Linked DNA regions of Homo sapiens: region 1 is linked to region 2. Evidence: chromatin loops called from intact Hi-C (ENCODE). Cell type or tissue: lower leg skin. All regions are shown on one strand. Each heading gives the region's core, and the rest is flanking DNA. Links, peaks and the distances in the headings are about the cores only.

Region 1 (2,927 bases), core at 276-2,775, 650 kb before region 2:
TTTTTAAATCTTAAAGACTTAATCTTTATTAAAATCTTTATAAAATCTTTATTAAAATCTTCTATAAGATTTTGATCTGTTGTACAGTATTCATTACAAAGCCCAGTGCTGTGCCAAAAGTAAATTCAAAACAAATAGCTGTCAAATAAAAAAATGAATGAGTAAATAAATGTACATTTAACAGCTAGGAGACTACCCATAAGGGGAAATTAAGAACTATTTAGGTACCATTTATTTTTTTAAAAAGCCAAACACCGGATATTTTTTAAATGTACAAATGTAAAATTTTATACACACAATACCCAATTTGTGATGGTTTATCTTGTTTTCAAGATAAGTTTTGCTAATATCTTATTGTTCAAAGAACAGCAACAAGCTGCACAAGCTGGTTTACACAAGCTGTAGATTCCAACGTAGACTTTCTCAACTTCATGACGATGCAAAAGCAATACGCATTCAGTAGCAACCATACTTTGAGTACCCATGCAACTATTTTGTTTTTCACTTTCTATACAGTATTCAATAAATTACATGAAATATTCAACACCATATAATAAAATAGCCTTTGTGTTAGTTAATTTTCTCAATTATAGGCTAATATAGATGTTCTCAGCACATTCAAGGTAGGTGAGGCTAAGTTATGATGTTCAATAGGTTAGGTTCATAAAATATATTTCTAACTAGGATATTTTCAACTTATGATGGGTTCGTCAGGATATAACTGTATTGTAAGTCAAGGAGCATCTGTACTTTACAGTAGTGTTTCTGGAAGTACAAAATAGGTTAGGATGAAAGAATATTGTTTTCAAGATGAGTTTTGCTAGTAATATTGTTCAAAGGAACTGCAACAACCTGCACAGGCTGGCTGATACAAGCTGTAGATTCTTTGTCACCTGGACCAACACAGACTTTCTGATGGACATGTCAACACTCACACTGGCCTCAATTCATTGACAAGAGCTAAGAGTTAATGAATCAGAAAATGAAAGATAAAAGCAGAAAAGAAAGAGATCAACTAGAGAAAAAGAAGGAACTATTCCAGATGGCAGATGCTCCTGTGTCATGGAAGCATTCAGTTTCAGTTTGTTCTATTCTTGACTTCACTTATAAGTTATCTGGTGGCATGGGACAAATTGCTTAGATTTCTTCTGCCTCAGTTTCTCAGTGTGCAAATTGGGGCCAACATTACTCCCCTTTAAGGAGTTCAAAGAGCACTGAGGTAAAAAGTTGGAAAGGCCCAGCCTGTGTCTGTAAAGTATATTTACAACTCCCTGGAGTAATGCAGGTATTGATGCTAAAAGCATCATTATTTTTGTAGTTGGAAAGTCAGAATCCATCCTCCATCATATTCTAAGCCTTTGAAAGAGCCCTTTGTTTTCCTGCCTCAGCTTTGGCCCACAGGCAAAAATATTCTGTCTTTCAAAAGGTTTCTTTCATAAACAGTTCATTCTTTTTAAGTGGGTTTCACTGACTACGTTTATTAACATGTAGTAACACTTAAGGAAGGTTTCGTTTGGTACTGGGAAGAAAGCAGTGTGGGCAGCCTGCCACTCCTTAGCCTAAAAAGAAATATTGTCTAGAACAAGGCCCGAGGCACTCAGAGAGGCCAGGACTATTGCAGGTTGCCGCTTGCGACTTGCATCACTCAACCCAAGCAGTGCAAACAATGACGGGTGTCCCAGGGGCCCCTCCTAGACAAGGCCAGTGGTGAAAATTACTCAGCCTTTCTCAGTCACTGAAATGATTTCACCAGAGAGACATCTATGTCAATAAAAGGGAAGATGAAGATATTCAACTTGATAAACAGCAGAAAATTTAATTTAACAAGCTGTCTTTCCATGTTTTTTTTCTGTCCATGAGGTTGAATTCACCACTGTTCTCTAAGTTAAACATCTCTATCTTTGATTTATGTCATGACTGAGTCTGTGAACTCTCCTTGTTATTTTCTTCTGACCTCATATCTCACTACTTGTCTTAATTTGAGCCTTTTCTTTTTTTCTTTTGCAAGAAATGGAAATCCATTCAGTGAAGACCATCTCTAGAGATTTCTGGGCCTTAATAAATATCTATAGAATCATGGGTGACTGCAGAGTCATCCATGAATATCTCTACAGTCACCCAAGAAATTCTTAACAAAGGTAAAATCAGGTCAGGATGTGCCTCCAGAGCAGTTTTGAATGAAGAAAATTCATCAGGAAGGGGCAACCTGCTGCCAAGGGGTGCGTGAGAGGCAGAGGGTCAATCACATTGGCCAGGGTAGCAAATGGTGCTGAATGAAGATGACCAGCTGGGGAGGCCTTTCCTGTCCTCTCCACAGGGACTTTGTCCCTGAGTGCTCGTCAGTCACCAGCAAAACCCAAAGCTTGAAGCCAATGTTTTGTCTTCATGGAAGGATATGTACTGCCTGTTCTGTCAAGCTCTAATCTCTTCAAACTTCATTCCAGAATCCTGAGATTTTTTTCCTTGCCCTATGACCTCAGAAACTAATAGAAGATTTTTCTGAAGCCAGGAAATTAGACTCTGACCATAATTTGATCAGAGGCAACACCCTCCCAGGGCTGGATGAAGATCTTTAAAAGTCTTGAGCATTAAAGAGATTATGCTTCACATCCCACAACTATCCACCATATGTAATACAATATTTTTTTAAGATCTAAACCCTGAAGTAAAAGAGAATTTCAACAAAGTTCAAACTCTTAGCATGATAATGATGCAATACCTTTTTTAAAACATCAAAATCTGTATCTAAATTTTGTTCTATTTGCATGTCCCCATTTACTGGTGATCTAAGCATTTATTCAGTCTATCTACTGGGAATTCTGTCGCCACCTCTGCCTACTCTGCACATACCCGCTAAATGTCTGTCATTTGATTAGTCCAGTAATTTGTATCACAAGTGTTTCCATTGGAACAATCATCTTTGATGT
Region 2 (2,927 bases), core at 103-2,602:
CAGAAAGAATTCTAATAATATTGTCTGATTTCACATATAGATTATGTTAGTGACTGTTTCATAGCACTTATGTTTACAAATGGCTTCCAGAAATTGTTCAGGTAGTATTCGTACTTAAATAGTAAATCAAATTAATCTACCATTCTATTGGTCTTAAAATCATTTTTCTTTGCATCCCAAATTACCATTGTAAAGTTTTCAGGGAAGATAGAATCCACATATTTTCAGCCTTTGTTTTGGCAGAAAAAAATAGGAGTTAAAAATTTGCAATTTGTTCAAAGTGCAAATATGCTGTGGCATTTTGGCATTATTCCAAGGGCACAGATTTAACTTGGAATTTTGGTGGCTGTTACTGGGAATGTACTGTTTATCAAATTCAGTGTTAACTGCACAGTTGAAGATTTTCTAGCAAAACTTTCTCTTTTTAACACTGAAAAAAATTCACCAAATTCTAAGGATTGATAAGTAAAATCCATAAGGAGCTGCAGTCTTTAATGAACAAATCTTCTATTAAAAAGTAATCAGTCAGGTCATTCCACAGAGAGCTTGCATAATCGGGATTTGGATGATCTTGGGCTCTCTACTAAAAGCTCACGGCCTCACATCTTAATGGAAATAAGAGAAGATGAAGTTTATAGCCCTTCACTTATGTAATGAGTGAAATAACCAGCAAGCAAACACCTGTCAGATGGTAGTAGGTGCTCCTGAGAGGTATGACAGGTAATAATTTAATCAGATGCATTGGTAATTCTATGACCTGAAAGGGATATTGTGTTTCCAAAGCCCAGAATTTTCTTTCTTCTAGATAATGCTGTGTCCTTGTGTACAAAATGACTTAAAATGAAACATTAGAATGTAGAATATATTTTAGCCTAAAATGTTCTTTAGTTCTTCATTGCTTTCAGGAATTTCTCCCTCCTTTGTGCTTCTAAATTGTTAATCCATGCAGATCATACTAAGCATTATTTCCTTTCATATATTAGAACAAATATCTGATTAAGAGGTTATTGACATTAGGAATCACAATTCTCCTAGCCAACCACACAGCGGGATTCAAAGCTTGTTCATTTAATGAATTGTTGTTTAGTGAAAGTACATGATTGTGTTCTCATAAGACACTTTGTTCCCTTTATTATTCAACAGAAGACAAAAAAAAAAAAAAAACTACAAAATTTCAAGGACAATTTTTTGCCCTTTTAGCTTATTATGCTCCCTGGAACATACATAGAAAGAGGTGCATTTGTTTCTCACAGGTGGATGAGAATTCATTTTATCTTCTTGAGCCAAGGCCCTGAAGAATCTGATTTTCACCTTTTATTTGACTGGGTGACTGATTCTCTTTTCTTTACAAGTTGGTGCTGCCTATACCTTCATTCAGCATTTTTTTTCCCCTTTTACCTGTATTTTTGGGATTTTACTCCCCCTGCTGGCCTCTGGCATGCATTAGAGTTGACTCTTTTCCAACGACTCCTGTTTCTGTCTGTTTCTCTTCAAGGAGCCGCATGTATAGTACATTTATGTTCCAAACACAGCAGAAACGACATGAGTTTAAAGGTAGGTATTTTAAGTTTTCAGGAACTCATTTTTCTCAATTTTTTCTAGAGAGACTAAAGTAGACCAATGCTAATTTAGAAAATATAGAAACAACATTCTGAATTTTTGAATGCTAAATGTAATTGGTTTAATTACAGATCATTTTGCTAAAGAAAAGTTATGTTATGGCCCATAATGAAGAAAGTTTCTTTCTCCTTCCTAGGATAGCAGTAATTGTGCTGCAAAAAACCCAAAATGTTTCTATTTTAAAAATGTCTTATGAATTATAAAACCTTTGAAATTGATGGCTTGATGTTGCAGATAAATTGAACTAGATTTCAAAGTACAGTTAACTTGACAGTGCTTTGAAACAAGGGTCACTCATTGTCATTACATCTTTATGACTATTTTTATGAGAGAATTTGGATAATTTAACTCTCAAAAATTGTCACATGCTGTTTTAGCTTTTGTAGTTTTGCTTTTGTTAGATGTCACAACCGCTATTAACACAACTTGCATTTTTTCCTTTCATTTATGTTGAACTAAAAGATATATGTGAATATTTTCTGGGAATTATTTACCTTAGATTGAAGAGGAGAGTTGCAGTTTTTACATTGTTCTTTTGCTGTCATTAAAAGAAAAAAAATCATCTGACCAGGAAATAGTATTTTTAGTAAATATACTCTCAGAATCTTCTCCTTCCCATCTGAAAATAAGATGTTTTTGCTTTTTGATAAGGTAATGGTCAATGGGATCGAAAGACACTTTTTTCTTCCACAATTACAATAGACACTGGTATGGTTTATTGATGATTCTCATCAGTTATATTTCACCAAAATCTCATAGCAACAGGAGAAAATTTCCCATTGTTTGGTTGGGAGCCAGAAGCTGAGAGTGCAGGTCATTTTTCTTCATCTGAGGAAAGTGGAATAGCCAATCCACCACTTTGTTTTCTAGGTCTAAAATGATCTGTTCAGTCTTTCCTAATTCATGGGTGTGGCATTCATAGGAGAGGCTGGCGGCACAAAGGAAATAAGACATCTATGCATCAATTTCTTTATATTGTACCATGGGATGGGGGTTTTAAAAGTTGTTCATATTTGTTTTCTGCACCATACTGAATGAATATTTCACAGTAACTCTTTTTAGAACACAATACTTGGTGAAAAATAAAATTCACCGTATTAATGTAACATTTTCCAATCCTAGTTACCAGCACTGCAAAGTACACACCACTCAACAATTGCTAGAATATGTAGCTATGTGTATTTTTAAAGCATATTATAAATTTTCCCACTCTTAGCAGAAAGTGAAGGAAAATGAGCACTTCATTAGCAACACTCTTAGTTGTGCAGCCAAGAAATAAAACATGAAGTAAGGTTTCTAGATACTAT

The links. A loop is a pair of places that touch in the nucleus more often than their neighbours do. Peaks named below come from ENCODE experiments on the same cell type or tissue, not always from the same donor. Only the 100,000 strongest peaks of a DNase experiment are listed, where the experiment ranks them.
Region 1: a loop joins it to region 2, with 4 times the contacts of the local background. A loop is called at or near these places in 62 of 110 quality-filtered maps.

Annotation. Positions count from the first base shown.
Region 1 is chr7:17,695,000-17,697,926 of GRCh38, forward strand. No RefSeq gene overlaps it. Among named protein-coding and RNA genes, the nearest start is that of LINC02889, 140 kb to the left of the region's middle. In lower leg skin, for the core only: no CTCF peak of the experiment used is centred there; a DNase peak (open chromatin) is centred at 1,603.
Region 2 is chr7:18,344,425-18,347,351 of GRCh38, forward strand. It overlaps a transcript of HDAC9 not described here. Among named protein-coding and RNA genes, the nearest start is that of HDAC9, 150 kb to the right of the region's middle. In lower leg skin, for the core only: a CTCF peak has its summit at 1,380 (motif pointing left); no DNase peak of the experiment used is centred there.